Regions from separate parts of the Homo sapiens genome. Here region 2 is linked to region 1. The links are chromatin loops, found by intact Hi-C in ENCODE. Cell type or tissue: A673. All regions are shown on one strand. Links, peaks and the distances in the headings refer to the core of each region. The heading gives the core; the rest is flanking DNA.

Region 1 (8,337 bases), core at 201-8,200:
ATCAAGGAAAAGCTGCCATAGAGATGGTTATCTTAGTCACACTTAGCTGCGGGAATTAATTTTAGAACCCCACGCTACAGATAGAGCTTGTAGTTCTGCATGAATAGGCTTAATAAAATGTGTAGGGTTTTTTCCTTCTCAGTCCTGAGTGTGGGTTTGGTCCTCCTCAATTCTCTTGCCATCTTCAGAAAGAGTTGAGTTAAAGAGGTCCTTGGATATTGTTAGAAATAGGTATTTGATCTGTGAGAAACTGAATTTTTGGCCCCTGAAGTCAAAATTCAGATAAGAAAAGAAGGCACAAAAATTACTTTTTTGGGGGCAGGGGGGCGGGGGGACAGAGTCTTACTTTGTTGCCAGGCTGGAATGTGATCTCAGCTCATGGCAACCTCCACCTCCCAGGTTCATGCAATTCTCACGACTCAGCCTCCCAAATAGCTGGGACTACAGGTGCACGCCACCATGCCCAGCTAATTTTTGTATTTTTAGTAGAGATGGGTTTTCAACATGTTGGTTAGGCTGGTCTCGAACTCCTGACCTCAGTTGATCCGCCCACGTCGGCCTCCCCAAAAGCTGGGTGTGAGTCACAGCACCCGGCCACAAACAGATTACTTTAAACAGACTCCGAGGAGAAGACGGCCTGGACAAGGTGTGTGGAGGCTTGGTCTCATGGAAGTTACCTATTGGGTCAGGCACTCTGCGCTGCCTCCAGTCTGCCCCTTCATTTTGCCTGTGCCTTGAGAGGCTGTTATATCCCAGGATATTCCTCTTCCAGAGCAAGAAACATGACGGTTACTCCAAAGTAAGTCTATCCTTCTGGCAGTTCCAAACTGAATAGGTGGGGCTAGTTAAGCAGGATCACTGCTTGTCTGAAATCGGAAGTGGAGATTTGAAGTACTTCTACCCATAGATTAACATGGATCCTATTCTTTAAACCAGCTTCTGTCTGGATGCAGTGAACTAAGGGAAGGGAGAACATGAAGGGGAAAAAAGGAGAAAAAAGAACATGACTCATTTAGAATGAAAGCTGACCCAAACCATAAAAGGTCACCTCCAGCTATTTCTACGCTATTGTAACATATATTCCCTGTAACGTTCCCTTTAAACTATTGTTCATTCCACGTCTTTCCAGAGTGCTGTAGGTACATGTTTTAGGGGACACCTCAGCAGGGGCAGGGTGAGGTCTCTAGAGATTCTGTTCAACCATAGTCCTCTTGCATCTTTCTGATGGACACCTAGCAAAATTCACAGTGCCTTGATCTGTCCTGGGAGTACAGATGAGGGCAGAGTAATTAAAGAAATTCCACTTTGCAGTTAAGGAATTTATTCCCTGAACCCAAAGATTTGAGCAAAATAACATAGGGGTATCACTAACCTTCTTGTATAGGGCGCTTTCTATTTCTGATGGAGGTGAATTGCCTTTCCTGCATGGAGGGGCAGTGGTTGCAGCAGAATTGAATGAGAAATAGCGAGACTGAGATCTGGCCTCCATTAGCCACAAAACTAGCTTGAAAAATGTGTTTTCCAAGTTTTCCTGACCACTCTAGGCTTGTCTGAAAATAAGGCTGTTGAACTAATTTGGGAATGAAATTGGGACTATGTAGCCCCGTGATGTCACTTCTCTCTCCTATGCCCTTGACAGGCATTGATAATTAAGATCAAAACTCTTGTCTACTTAAGTGGGATCAGGCTTCAGGATCCTACACAGGACAGCACTCCAAACAACCCCTAACACTGATCACGGTGCCTCACGGGATAAGACATCCGATTACCTCTGACAGCCAAGTTCCCTCTAGCCGTGAAGCTGTGTCCATCTGAAAGCAGGACCAAGTATGAATTCACCTCATCTATTATGAATAAATCCTTAGTTAACATGTGTTAGACATTTGCTGTATATAAGGATGTATACTCATTTTCTCCTTTATTCCTCATAACAGCCCCATCAAGTAGATAGTGTTATAAATTCTATTTCTCAGATTCAGAAGATGCAGCTTGGAAAGATGAGATGACTAATTAAGGTTACACAGCTGGCTCCAGATTCAGAATTTTAGCCCTGTTTTGGGGATGTGGAGTTTGAGCCAGTCAACCGAGACAACCTCCATCTTCTAGGAAAAATGTATCTGTTCCCTCTGAGGAATCCTGAGCACCTAGTACTTTTTAATTAACAAATATTCTGATTTCTCTTCCCCTTGATAAAAATGAGGTCTCTGTCCTGGTGTGTTGCAGATGCCACAGCCCTACCTTAGTGGGCCTGGCTTGCATGTTAAGAATGAGCCACCTAATGCATGTGGGGCTTAAAACCAACATGACGGGTTGATGGGTGCACCAAACCACCATGGCACATGTATGCCTATGTAACAAACCGGCACGTTCCAAACCACCATGGCACATGTATGCCTATGTAACAAACCGGCACGTTCCAAACCACCATGGCACATGTATGCCTATGTAACAAACCGGCACGTTGTAAACCACCATAACACATGTATGCCTACGTAACAAACCGGCACGTTCCAAACCACCATGGCACATGTATGCCTATGTAACAAACCGGCACGTTCCAAACCACCATGGCACATGTATGCCTATGTAACAAACCGGCACGTTGTAAACCACCATAACACATGTATGCCTATGTAACAAACCGGCACGTTCCAAACCACCATGGCACATGTATGCCTATGTAACAAACCAGCACGTTCCAAACCACCATGGCACATGTATGCCTACGTAACAAACCGGCACGTTCCAAACCACCATGGCACATGTATGCCTATGTAACAAACCGGCACGTTGTAAACCACCATAACACATGTATGCCTACGTAACAAACCGGCACGTTGTAAACCACCATAACACATGTATGCCTACGTAACAAACCGGCACGTTCCAAACCACCATGGCACATGTATGCCTATGTAACAAACCGGCACGTCCCAAACCACCATGGCACATGTATGCCTATGTAACAAACCGGCACGATCCAAACCACCATGGCACATGTATGCCTACGTAACAAACCGGCACGTTCCAAACCACCATGGCACATGTATGCCTATGTAACAAACCGGCACGTTCCAAACCACCATGGCACATGTATGCCTACGTAACAAACCGGCACGTTCCAAACCACCATGGCACATGTATGCCTATGTAACAAACCGGCACGTTCCAAACCACCATAACACATGTATGCCTACGTAACAAACCGGCACGTTCCAAACCACCATGGCACATGTATGCCTATGTAACAAACCGGCACGTTCCAAACCACCATGGCACATGTATGCCTACGTAACAAACCGGCACGTTCCAAACCACCATAACACATGTATGCCTACGTAACAAACCGGCATGTTCCAAACCACCAGGGCACATGTATGCCTACGTAACAAACCGGCACGTTCTGCATATGTATCCCGGAACTTAAAGTAAAATAAAAAAATTTAAAAAAAGAATAAGCCACTCTGCTAAACAGCAACCCCAAATCCCAACCCAGCCCTCAGTACAGGCCTTGCTGGGGATGAGAGACGCTGCTTGAGAAGATGATGGATCATGCTGTATGCCCATCTGGTCTCCAGCTCCAGGCTCTCCCAATTTTTCTTCATTTCTTTTGTTTTCTCTATTCAGATGTGAACACACTGTACTTAAATTCTATGGCCATGTGCTAAGCTGTATGTTAGCATGTCAAGGCCCAATTTACTGACATAGCAGTTTTCCTGTGTACCTAAAGGTATACAAATTCTGACTTCTTATTTGTATTTCATGATGTTTGAACTTTAAGTGAATGACCATGTTTGCAAAGAACAAAGCACATTTTGAAATATAGTTTTGAATCTCGAAACCATTACCACCTTTCCCAGTGGTGTTGGCCCAGCCACACCAAATGCCCTGGCCACAAGGGAATCTAAATTGGGTTCACTTAACAATGCTGTATTCTGCATAGAGAACTGGGAGAAGTCATGTTTACATCCACCACATTATCCCTGTGGTCCAAGCTATACCAGATACATAGAAGAAACAGTGGGGCCTAGCAAAAGATGGCTTTCCTTCTAGCTCCACCACTCATGACCTGAGTGTCCTTGGGCAAACCACGTAATCCTGTGAGCTCCAGCATACAAGCTTCTTGCTGAAAGTGTCCTCAGGAGAGCTAATCCTGGAGCGCCAGACACCAGCACGTGCACAGCAAAATTCCCTGTGTTCCCCTGAGGCTTGTGGTCCAGGAGACAAGGAGGGGATTCGGTCACTGCTCCTCTACATCCTTGTGAGGCCAGGACAGCAGCCCTGGGGCTGCAGGATGGATGAGATCATGAGTGATTGCAGATTGGGACCAGTCCCACGGTCTCTCTTCCCAAGGGATGGGTGCTGAAAGTCCTGGGCTCAGCGTTTAAAGACACGCTGATAATTTACAGCCTTTTATGAGGTTTCACATTCATTTTGGAATTTCTTTTGCCAAGTTTGAATCTCATGTTGGGCCTTTTCTCTTTTGGGTAAAAATATCTCTGGGCTGGCCCGGGCCCTGGAAGCAGCAGGGTTTTCTGCTACAACAGTGACACCTGCTGTTGAGGACAAAGTGGGTGATTTCTCAAAGACAATTCTCTGTAGGGCCAAGATTACTTTCATATTTCCAACATCTGGAAGGAGAAATCAATTCATTTTGCAGGGAATAAGTACTGCTGTGCTGAACAAGCAAAAAATCAAATGAGAGGCCAGGGATAGGAAGAAATAAATAAAAGGAAAGAAAATGTCTGCTTGGTTGAGAAACAAAGAAATCAAAGACCCCCCTGGCTTGGCACAAAGCAGCCTGGTCATGGGTCTGCCCTGCCAGAAAAGACTAAACAACAGGTGGCCCTCTCCACCCAGGACTCTGAGAAGTCAGAGCTGTCCCTGGGCACCTCCGTCGAAACACAGGACACTGAGACCAGGCATCCTTAGAGCAGAGTCTGTCCACAATGAAGCTGGCACCTGCAGATGGAACTGCTGAGGTCCTGTCACCATGGGGTGCGGGGAGTGAGAAATGAGAAATGGCCTCACTCTTCTGTCTGCCCTGCATTGTGAAAAAGAATCCTGTTTGCTCCAGGCTCACCAGAGTTCACCTGACATTGCAGACACGTTCAACAACATAGCTCCCTGATTCCTTTAACGCCCTAGAAATTCAAACAGGAAACATTTGGCATCTACGCCTATTTCCCATTTGCCCTGTATCTTAGGAAACAATTCTATCACTACTATTTTAATTCACCTTAACTTTTAAATAAGGCAGGATTTGAAGTTTCTGCAATATTTCAACTTCTTATCGTATAGATTTTTTTTTAAGGTAATCTTTGAAACGACCTGTTTTCCAGGTAGTCATGGAAATACTTCCAAAATGACTATTTTGGGGTTCCAAAAATATTTTCTCACCTGTATGTATATAAGGTTCAGCTTTCATTTTGACCCTGATAAGGAATCCATCAATTACATGCCACTAATACCTAAAAAGGAAGAGTCGTCGTTTGGTGGCAGGAGTGACAGTCCTGCTGGGAGGGGCAGAGCACTGTCTGCAGCTGGGTGACCTGGGAGATGTCTTCACCTCTCCAAGTTGAGTCATTGTTCTGTGTGCATCAAGTCAAGAAATCAGTATAACTCAAGAGTTTTTAAACTTTTAAAGAAATCTGTTGAATCTGTTTTGCATATACAAAACACAGTCCTGCATAGAAGTCTAATTATAAAATTATTTATAATACTTTTATATTTTATATATTTATTATATAATATATTATATAGTATTCTAATATATCATATATAATAATATATATTATTATATATTATATATTTTTGTATTTTTATAATAATTTTATAATAATAAAATATAAGATGAGGGTCCCTACTTTCCCCCAAAGCAGCCTTGAAGACTCCCTGGCAGCATGGAGACCGTCGGGGGGCAGTTTGCCAAGCACAGGGCAAGCCGCCCTGATCCCCAGCCCACGGAGCTTTCAAGCTCCAGCACCCCACATCTGCATCTCAGCTACAGAATGAGGGTGCCTCGGCCTGCTGGGCTCCTTCACAGTCACTGTGAGGATCAAGGGTGACTGCTCATCTGAGAAAGCATTGATTAATGCAAAAAGATAAACTAATATTGCACTGTTTAAAAGGAAAATAATAATTTTACTTCTGTAGGTCTCTCCTTTCACGACTATAAAATAAGAGCTTTTGATTAGGAGAAAATCATTAATAAAACATTGTTATCTTCAGGCAATATGTTAAACACAGTCATTTTCTTTGCTTCTTACATCGGCTTGCTGTGACATACATCTTCAGCTCCATTTTTTGGTTGAAGAAACAGGCCCAGGGGGATTTTGGAAGTCAGCTAGCAGCACACAGCAAGGCTGGTTCTCACGGCAAGGCTGATTCCCGTGTTCCTGCGATTCCTAGTGAGTGCTCCATGAGTCCCTGATCCCACACACTCCCCCCATGCTAGCCCAGAGCTCTGTAATTCTGCCATTCTCTGAAACTTTGTGCTCACATTCTTACAGTGGAGAGTCGTAGCTTTGCACATGGATGTAAAACCGATAAACTGCGATTCCAACATACCACAGCACTCCCCTCTCAGGCTCGCATCCATAAAATATGAGCATCCCTAATAAACAGCAGCTGTACCACAGAGCGGGCTGTGTCTTCAGGCAGAGTCTCTTCAAGGTGTTTCTGGCACATCTACCTGGGCTGTCTTGACTCCTCTACCCCAGACGTGTGGTTCTAGTCAGTGTCTGCTGGAATCGCATAGGAACCTGCTCGCATTCCCTGGTACGCCTGGACTAGCTGTTACAGGGAGACTTCATTTTTTGCCCCCATATCAGATTCTCCCCCCTCATTCATTTTAATTTCATTGATTTGCCCCTTATCACTTAATACATTTTCCTCCTTATTGGCATCTGGGCTGAAGGCTGCAACACAAACAGCAAAAGACCAAATCAAGATTTAAAAAAAAAAAAAAAAAGAGCAAAATATTCCCATTTCAGATGGAGGAGCAGATGGGGCTCTTGGCACTTCAGAGGATTTAAATTGACCCTCTGCACCAAGCTAGGGGAAGACAGACTGTCACTGCTGACGAGTAGGCACTAAGGAGACATGCTTTCCCTCTGAATATGCAGTAGCATTTTGGAGTTCTTTTTCCCTCTGCAGTGTAGGATGAGAAGGAGCCATAGGATGGATTCAGACTCTATTGGAACCTGAAAATGCAGCTGGGGAACAAAGACAGCCCTGGGCGCAGACTCTGCTCTTCCCCATTCCAGCTTTGTGTTATGGACCTGTCTATCTCTGACTCTCCGTTTTGTCATTTGAAGATGGGATTACAGCCACCTGCCTCTTGGCATGATTGCATGATATAAGATAAATGCATGGGAAAGTGCCCAGCTCAGTGCCCTGCACATAGTAGGTGTTCAATAAATTTGTCTTCATTTTCTTTTTTTTCTTCATATGTGTCAAGAGATGTGAATTTTTTGGAAACTCTTTCTTCACAACTTTCTCTTTTCACAGCTGGTAAAGACAAGGACCAGGTGGGGAGCTCTGACCTTCCCTTGGATGACATTTATAAAATACGCTCTGTCTATTCATAGGACAAGTGTGATCAGCATTTGAGACAGGAGAGCCTTATTTTAAACAGGTTGCGGGCTCGCCTGCAAATCTTCAAAATATGGGAATCTTGGACAACCCTGAGTCACAAATCTTGAAGCTGTCCTCCTGTTCAGTTATCAGAATATGCTCCAAATCTCTCTGTCTATTCATTTGCAGCTATTCCAAGCACTGACTTCTTTTGATTGGTGTAAACTGTTCATTTCAATAATTAAAAAACGGCTTCAAACAATCAAACTCTTTGTGCCTGTTACTAAAAAAAAATTGCATAAAACAAGAGTACCTAAATTGGTGAAAAGATGATTATACAATACTTCAAAATCGAAGAAAAGAAATCCATTGAGAGATTTATACATGAAAGTGTTTATTCTGAGGAAGATTATAAAGGAAGAAACGGGAAGAAGAATGGGGGCACAAAGAGGAAAAGCAATGACAATGAAAGAAGATGGAGAAATGTTGTGTGCAAGCTCTCTTTGAGCTTTTTGCCAGACACTTACACTTCTCTGTTTCAAACCTTTCATGGGAACCCCATTGCCCACAAAATGAATTCAACCTCTAAGGTACAGCACATAGGGACTTTTCTGATTGGTTTTGTCCTGACTGTTCTCAATTAATTCTTGATTATCTCTTGCATGCTCCTCTACTGATACTTCACCTCACCAAACAATCCCATTCCCCAGATTATGCCCAGCGTAGCTGACACATGGACTGTGCTCAGTGTCTGTTGTT
Region 2 (8,337 bases), core at 220-8,219, 73 kb before region 1:
ATGTCCATCGACAGATGAATGGATAAAGATAATGTGAGATGCATGCGTGTGTGTGTGCGTGTGCATGTGTGTGATCACATTGGAATACTATTTAGACTTAAAATAGAAGGCAATCTTGTCATCTGGAACAACATGAATGAATCTGAAGAACATTATGTTTAGTAAAATAAGCCAGGTTTAGAAAGACAAATACCTCATGATCTCACTTATACATGGACAGACATGGTTGGGGAGATGTTAGTCAAAGACACAAAATTTTACTTAGATAGAAGGAATAAGTTCAAGAGATTCATTGTACAACATGGTGACTATAGTTAGTAACAATGTATTGTACACTTGAAAGTTGCTAAGAGAGTAGATTTTAAGTGTTCTCACCACAAAAAATGTTAAGTATGTGAGGTATTGCATAGGCTAATTAGTTACATTTAGCCATTTCACAATGTATACATATTTCAAAACAACATATTGCAATGAATATATACAATTTTATTTGTCAATAAAAAATAAATTAAAAATAAAAGCGAGCAGCCTTGATGGGAAGTGATCCCAGTTGAACCCTCCTCACATGCACTTGTAGTAAAATTATTTATTTATGGAAACTGGGCACCATTGTTGTGAAAGACTCTTTGGTGGCAAACGTCACACATCGGCCTGCACATTAGTACTGCTGTCTGGGAAAATAAAATGTTCCAGGATTATAAAGAATAGGCAAAACAATCATGGAGTTTGTCTTAGTTTGGGTTCTCCTAGAAGCAGACTTGGAGACAAAGGTATGATAGCAAGTAGCTTATTTAAATGACGATCTCTGGAAGCATCACTAGAAATGTGGGGAAATGAGTTAGGAAAGGGAAGGAAACCAAGAACTGGTGTGTCGTGGAGCAGATTCTCACCGTGGGCAATGGAGTCCACCCCACAGTGGTGCTCTGGGAGATGGACGAGATCACACCTCAGCTCCATCCCAAACAGGGGTGAGGGACCTGGGGTCTTTATCCACCAACCCTACCAGCCATTGGTTGGGGGCTACTTTCAGGGGGCACAGAACACCCTGTTCTTCCAGCCTTCCTGACTGCCATTCAGGGAGCCAAAGAAAGCCCTGGCAGAATCCCAGGCACAGGTGTATGGAAATGGAAGCCATGCGGTCAACGTGCGCCAGGGTAAGAATGTAGAGAAGTTGCTGGTAGAGCACCCACAAGGTTGGCTACAATGCTGGTGGGTACGAAAGCTGCTGAAAAGAAATCTCCCACCAGAAGTGCAAGGACAGGCGTCCTCCTTCTCTATCAAGTTAAACAATAAAATAACTTAGTACAAATGAGACAAGAGTGAAGTCAAAGACAGTTCATTTTGCTATTTTAATACACTGTTTAAATGTCCCATAAATTGCAACATTGGAGCATTCAACCCCTCTCCAAGACTACTCAAGAAACCCATACAGGGCAAACTCTGATGAATGTTTCCCAATTTATTATTATTATTATATTATTATTTCCTTCCTTCCTTCCTTCCTTCCTTCCTTCCTTCCTTCCTTCCTTCCTTCCTCTTATTCTTTCTTTAACATGGTAACATTATGGATGTCAGAAAAGACACTGATAATATTTTGAAAAGCATTGATCATATATGGGATTTTGTAAAACTGTCCATTATTGAATTTTTTCTGTGACTTTGCTTGACCCCCTTTTCAATTCATTGAGCATATGCTTACTATTAATAACCTGAAATAATTTGGCTGTTTCTTAATAATCATGACTGATATCTGTGAGATACGTATTCTAAGTCCATTTGAGGGATGAATTGATTCTCTAAGGAAGCTATGAGATCGAGACCACCATTACTCTCATTTTGTAGATGAGGAATTAAGGCAAGATAAATGCTCACATACACCCCAGGCTCACAGAGCTACTGCATAACAGAGCTGGGTTCTAAAGTCAGGTCATCTCTACCTAAAGTTCATTTCTCAACTACCCCACTCTGGTTCCTAATGATGACCGAGCAACTTTATGAAACCATCAGTGTATGTAATTTGTTGTAGACATAAAATCCTTGAAGGACATATGATTTTATTTTAGGTACCAAGTGGTTTCAAAGAATTACACTTGCTCACATCAGCATCTGCTTTTCGGTGTTGGTTTTCTTTGCCCTCTTCCTCTTTCTGCCACAATATCAGGGCACCCTCCTCACAGACTAAATATTGAGAAAGTCCCATTGGGTAGAATTTTGTGTTCAATAAATAATCACAATTTCATTTCACAAAGAGGAATGAGTATGATATTTGTATCAACTGTTGTGGATTTTCTGAAGACATTTTTCTTTTAATTTCCATGTTCACTTCTAGAGGAGTCCGATATCTGAATAAGTTTCTGAATGACATAGGGAAAGGAGGGGTCTGAAATTAGGGCTCATGCAAATTTAATTTGAGCAGAGATCCAAATCTAATAGCAATTTTTAAAAAATTAGGAAATTTATCTTACCAGAAAATATACTAGATGTAGCCAGAGGTTCTTCCTTTCACTCACTACCATATCCACAATGTTTAGAGTAGGGCCTGGCTCTTAGTATGAAGTCAAGAAATAATTTCATCAAATGTTTTATTTTTAGCCCTGTGTTAGTTTTACAGAAAAGTTATGGAAAGGGCACAGGGAGTTTCCATACCCCTGCCCCCAGAGGCCCCACCAGCGCGTCTTACACTAGGATGGCACATTTGTTATGACTAATAAATTATAGTAAGCCAATATTGATACATTTTTATCAACTAAAGTCCATAATTTATTCAGCTTTCATGTTCCAGAATCCCATGTAGGAAATCACATGGCATTTAGTGGGAATATCTTTCCAGGCTTTGCTAGCTGTGACAGTCTCCCAGACTTTCCTTGTTTTTGATGACCTTGACAATTTTGAGAAGTACTGGTCAAGTATTTTGTAGAATGTCCCTCAGCTGTAATTTTTCTAATTTTTTTTCCATGATTAGACTGGGATTATGTGCTTTTGAGAGAAAGATCTAAGAGGTAATCTTCTATTGTCATCCCACCCTATAAAGAGTAAATAGCAGCAAGATGACTTGTTATTGTTGATTTGACCTTGATCACCTGGCTGAGGTCATGCTTGTCAAGTTTCTCCTCTACAGAATTCATCTTTTCCTCTTTCCCTAACTGTACTCATTAGAAGAAAATCACTACACCCAGCCCACATCCAAGTGATAGGGAACTGTGCCCACAGCCTTAAGGATAAAATATCTACAGAAATCATTTGCAAATCTCCTGCGTAGATTCGTCTTTTTCCCCCGTGTAGTTAGCCATCCATTTTTTTATATCAACAATGATTCATGGATATTTGTCAGACACTTTTGTTTATAATACAATACTACTTTATTTTGCTCCAGTCTTTGCAGGCCTTACCATGGGAGACTCTTTCATTTGGCTCCCTTCTCCCTTTGTCACATCCCTATCATTGTGGGATTTTCATTTTTTGTTGTTTCTGCCCTAGCTCATTTTCTGGCACTACAAGATGTTCCAGGCTCCTCTTGCATATTTTTTTTTCCCAGTTCTAGAATCAGACATTTTTTCCAAGGAGGTTTGGTCTCTTTCATGAGAGAATGGTATTAGAAAACAACATCTGGGCACTAGGTGTGTTTGTTGCTACTGGAGTATCACTACTTCTGGGTCATCATAGCTGACACAGCAAGAAAAAGCATGTATATGCTAACTTGTATACAGTCATGCAACTCTAAATAGGTCTGTGTGTAACCACCTGTATTTTAAGCAATATTTTTGAATGAAAGTTATAGGAGAATATTTTACTTTCATTTTTATTGATTGATTGACTGTTAAACAGAGACAGGGTTTTGCTCTGTTGCCCAGGATGAGTACTATGGTGTGATACTAGATCCCTGCAGCAGCCTTGAACTCCTGGGCTCAACTGATCCTCCTACCTCACCCTCCCTAGTAGCTGGGATTATAGGCGTGTACCACTGCACATGGCTAATTTTTTTATTCTAATTTTGTGTAGAGACAGGTCTTGAACTCTTGGCATCAAACATTTGGCCTCGAGCAATCCTCCTGCCTTGGCCTCCCCAAATGCTGGGGTTGCAGGCACGGGCCACCACACCTGGCCCAGGAGAATATTTTACAAATTAATCAATGATAAGCCAAAGTGGGATAAGGGAGGAGCAACTCAACTTCTAGACAACAAAGTAAAACCATAAAGCCAAGGGGTTAAGAGTGAGATCTGAGAAAATGCTGATAATACCATGAAATACACACAGCCCACAGTTGTAAACTGCACAGCAGCTTATACACTATGTGGGGATCACGCTCTCTATTAAAAGCTGGCATAGATCCAGCCTTCTTAGCGGGGCTAATACATACCAAGGCCATGAAGTCACCGGTCTGCTTAATTCAATTGGGTGAATTCCTTACGTATATGTGGATAAGCTGTGGCCTTCACATTACAAAGCAGATGTGCAGAAGGTAGAAACATTCCAAGAGAGAGCAACCACAGGGCAAAGCAGACACAAGGCATGCAGGAAAGACTACATCATAGACAAGAATTCCTTATTATAGAGAGGAAAAGAGGCACAGAGGAGGATGGCAAATTACCCACAGAGATGGAGCAAGTCAGGGCCCAGCTAAATGTGGATCCCAGGCTGGCTGACCTCCATCACCTCAGTTCCTTCCCTTGCACTCCATAACTTCTCATTCACGGGCTGAAGACCCCCTTGGAAATGCACCAAGCACAGAACAGCAGAGCCCCTGTGTAGGAGACTCTGCCTAGGAAGCAGTGTAGTCAGAATTGTAACTATCAAGGGGGCTCAGTGGCTCCCGGTGTGGAAGATGATGCCTGGAAGTATTCGTGGAGAGGTAAACTGTGTTCAGTGAATAGAGAGACTCCAGCATAACCTCCCAGGCACACTCTGTGGCTGTCGTGCATGTAAGGACAACCTATGGGAGAACCGCCAGTGGCAGACGGTGGCAGAAAGGAAGTAAGAAGGAAAATAAGCTAAAGACCTGACTTCAAAAGGCAGTAGTTAAAAAAGAAAAAAAAAAGCTTATTTCTATCTACAAAATGAGTATTAAGAGGTAATTTGGTCTTTGTAAGGAAAAAAATCTAGAGAAATTAACTAGTGTTTGAAAAGGCAGGCAGTAAGCACCAAGTAACAGAAGGTGCTCCCTTCAGGGACTTGGTGTGCTCACAAAAAGAAAGCATCCTTAAAGCAAGGAATCATGGAGATGACCTCATCATGCATTTCTTAGAGTGGATGGGACTGTCCATCTCTCCTGGGTTCCAGTTTTAATTAAAGGCAGCTTGCAGTGTAACATCACCCTCACAGCCTGCTAAAGCTTAAGACTCTGAGATTACATACAAGGCACGTGAGTAGGGGAATGGGGGGGAAATAGAGTAAATAGGTGATTTCTGGTACAAATGGGGAAAGAATGAGTTTAGGGATGACTCATTTTTTCCTCCTCAATACTATCATATTCACCCAGAAATAGCAAATTTCAGCATTCAACTCATCTAGACTGCTTGTTGAAACCCCAAAGTGACAATTATTTGAAAGTCATGCCCCTTCAACATGATTTTTGTTTAATGTGGGATAAGGTGAAGCACAATCCACCTCAAGACCAAATACACTCAGAAGCAAGCCAGAATGCAAATGTTTGCCATCATTCTCATCACATCAGCTACAAAGACACAAGATGGATATGATAGCAGGAGCTTCTGCCAGACATCTACTCACAGCAGCCTCCCTGGGACAAACTCCGTGTGGCATCATGACACTTCATTGTGCATGGCCTCACAGAGGGAATCCTTTGTTGTTTGGGCTAAGACTGCAAAAGGCTGAGCTGCCTCGCTGGGGTAGAGTCAATACACTTGCTGATCACCAGCTGTGTCCTACGATGTGCTTCACACAACATTTCCATAATCTTTAATACTTCCTCGCATGGCAAATACTGTGACCCCATTTTTACAAGGAGGATACTGAGACTTGGAGAAGTCTAAACAGCAGAGCAGAAATTCAATTTCAGATCAGTTTTATCCTCAAAATTTACATTCTTTGCAAATCACTGTGTTGTCTCCTAAGTGTTTTTCTGGTATGTACCATCTTGCTTTTTGATGATTTTTTTCTTAAGAAATGGAAATCCCCAAACAGGAGGCAGCACATGCGGGGAAAAGAGAACCATTTGGGATTCAGACAACCTTGATTCTCATTCAGTCTCCATTATGACCTTTGGCAAGCAGTCGGAAGCTTCCATCTTCATTTCCTGATATGCCAAATGATGAGGAATGAGTAAACCTTCTCTTCCAGCTTCAACATTCTAGATTTCCTAAAGAGCTACTGTTTGCATAAATGAATGCAAATTAGCATTAATCTCCTTGAACTGATATTAACAAACTTTTTCTGTGCAAATAAGAGTCCAAGAAAAAAAATGCTGCACTTGGGTTTCTAAAATCTATCTAAAATGTTACAGAATCCAAATAGTTGGCCATTCTTGTCTAGCTTTCAGTCTCTGAACTAACATACTCTATTTTAAACGCAGGTTCAACTCCAGTCTCTCCTCATAGCCAAAACCAGCTGCTGTCTGGCATGCTCCTTTTAAATAGACTATCTTAAAGTCTAAAAAAAAAAAAAAGCTGAGCTCTTTTTTATATTGGAGAAGCCGCTTGTCACTACGGTGATTTACCTCTTCAATTTAGCACTTAATTGATAATACAAGCTGTAACCTGGCAGCTGGGGCACATTGCCCCTTGATGATTTAGGTAAACGGTCCTCAAACCCCCAGTTTCAAAGCCTTGGGAAAAAGATTCCTCAAATTCTGTCCTCCAGTTTCTATAAATCCCTAAGAACATAGTTGCCTAAATCCCCTCTGCCCCAGCCCTTTTTCGGAATGTTAGTGTTTATTTCACCTTGGGTTGCTCTCCACTCATTCACTAGTCTACAGACTCACACTCATGCCCACACAAACTCACTAATGTACACACTCATGCACACACATTCATGGACACACACACATTCATGCACTCACACACTTAACACATACACATTCACTCATGCACACACACACTCATGTGCACACACACTCATGCACACACATACTCATGCGCACACACACACTCATGCACACACTCATTCAAGGACACACACATACACACTCATGCACACACACACTCATTCACACACACTCATGCACACACACTCATTCAAGGACACACATACACATTCATGCACGCACACACGCGCGCACACACACGCGTGCACACACACATGCACACACACTCATTCAAGGACACACATACACACTCATGCACACACACGCACACATGCACACACACTCATGCACACATTCATTCAAGGACACACACTCATGCACACACACTCATTCAAGGACACACATACACACTCACTCATGCACACACACATGCATACACACTCATGCACACACACTCATTCAAGGACACACATACACACTCATGCCCACACACACTCATGCACTCACTCATGCCCACAGGATCCAATTGGCTGGCCTGCACTTGCTGAATTTCGCCTGAGATCTGGGGCTATAGAAAGGGTCGTGCAGATAGTATCCCGTTGCCTCGAGAGCTCTCTGAATTCCCTCCCTGAATTCCCTCTCCATTTGATTCTTCTTGCTTTTCCCCTTGATCTTTTTCATTCTCCCTCCTTCCCCTATGTGGCAACTTTCCTTTCTTTTTCTTTTTTTTTTTTTTTTTGAGACAGAGTCTCTCTCTGCCGCCCAGGCTGGAGTGCAGTAGCACAATCTCAGCTCACTGCAAGCTCCGCCTCCTGGGTTCACGCCATTCTCCTGCCTCAGCCTCCCAACTTTTCTTCCTTAACCACACTCCTGCTGACTCCCTGGCCTTGCCACATGGCACCCACCCTTCCCTCCTTCCCATGGTAACCATTCTGCCATTGTGGACCAGTGAGGGTCCTGACTGGAAACTCACAGCCCTCTCAAGCTGGGTGATTTGAGGCGCTTTTACTAAAATGACTATTTACAAATGTATGCAGAGCATTTGGGGAATGCACGAGGGATTATGCAGTGGCCCAAGGTGAGCAACAGCAGGAGATGTTGGCACCCCTGACTCTCGAAGGAGCCATGGGTAGGAGCAGATTCTAGACCTTGTAAAGGCTGCTTGAAAGGAACTGTGGCCCTCAGGAGAGGGACTCAGCCAACCACACAATCTGGGTGGCAGCAGGAGGAGAGGGCATCGATATGTAACAACTCCTGTGCCCCATATTCTCCCAGCATCTACACTAGTAAGCCCAACTAGCAGTCAGCCTCATAAACAATCCGTGTGACTCAGAGGAGGCAAAGATGTATGAAAATG

What was found. Hi-C counts contacts between places; a loop is a spot of excess contacts. Peaks named below come from ENCODE experiments on the same cell type or tissue, not always from the same donor. Only the 100,000 strongest peaks of a DNase experiment are listed, where the experiment ranks them.
Region 2: it touches region 1 in a loop (5-fold over the local background); 6 of 110 quality-filtered maps call a loop at or near these places.

Annotation. Positions count from the first base shown.
Region 1 is chr2:7,115,428-7,123,764 of GRCh38, reverse strand. LOC124908053 (a long non-coding RNA gene) reads right to left here and starts at 370. Exons shown (of 2, transcript XR_007088654.1): 1 at 1-370. In A673, for the core only: a CTCF peak has its summit at 4,553 (motif pointing left); a DNase peak (open chromatin) is centred at 4,384; H3K27ac peaks cover 2,076 bases.
Region 2 is chr2:7,188,199-7,196,535 of GRCh38, reverse strand. No RefSeq gene overlaps it. Among named protein-coding and RNA genes, the nearest start is that of GRASLND, 270 kb to the right of the region's middle. RefSeq lists an enhancer at 5,546-6,075. In A673, for the core only: no CTCF peak of the experiment used is centred there; DNase peaks (open chromatin) are centred at 1,365, 4,355, 5,285, 5,815 and 1 weaker place; H3K27ac peaks cover 6,777 bases.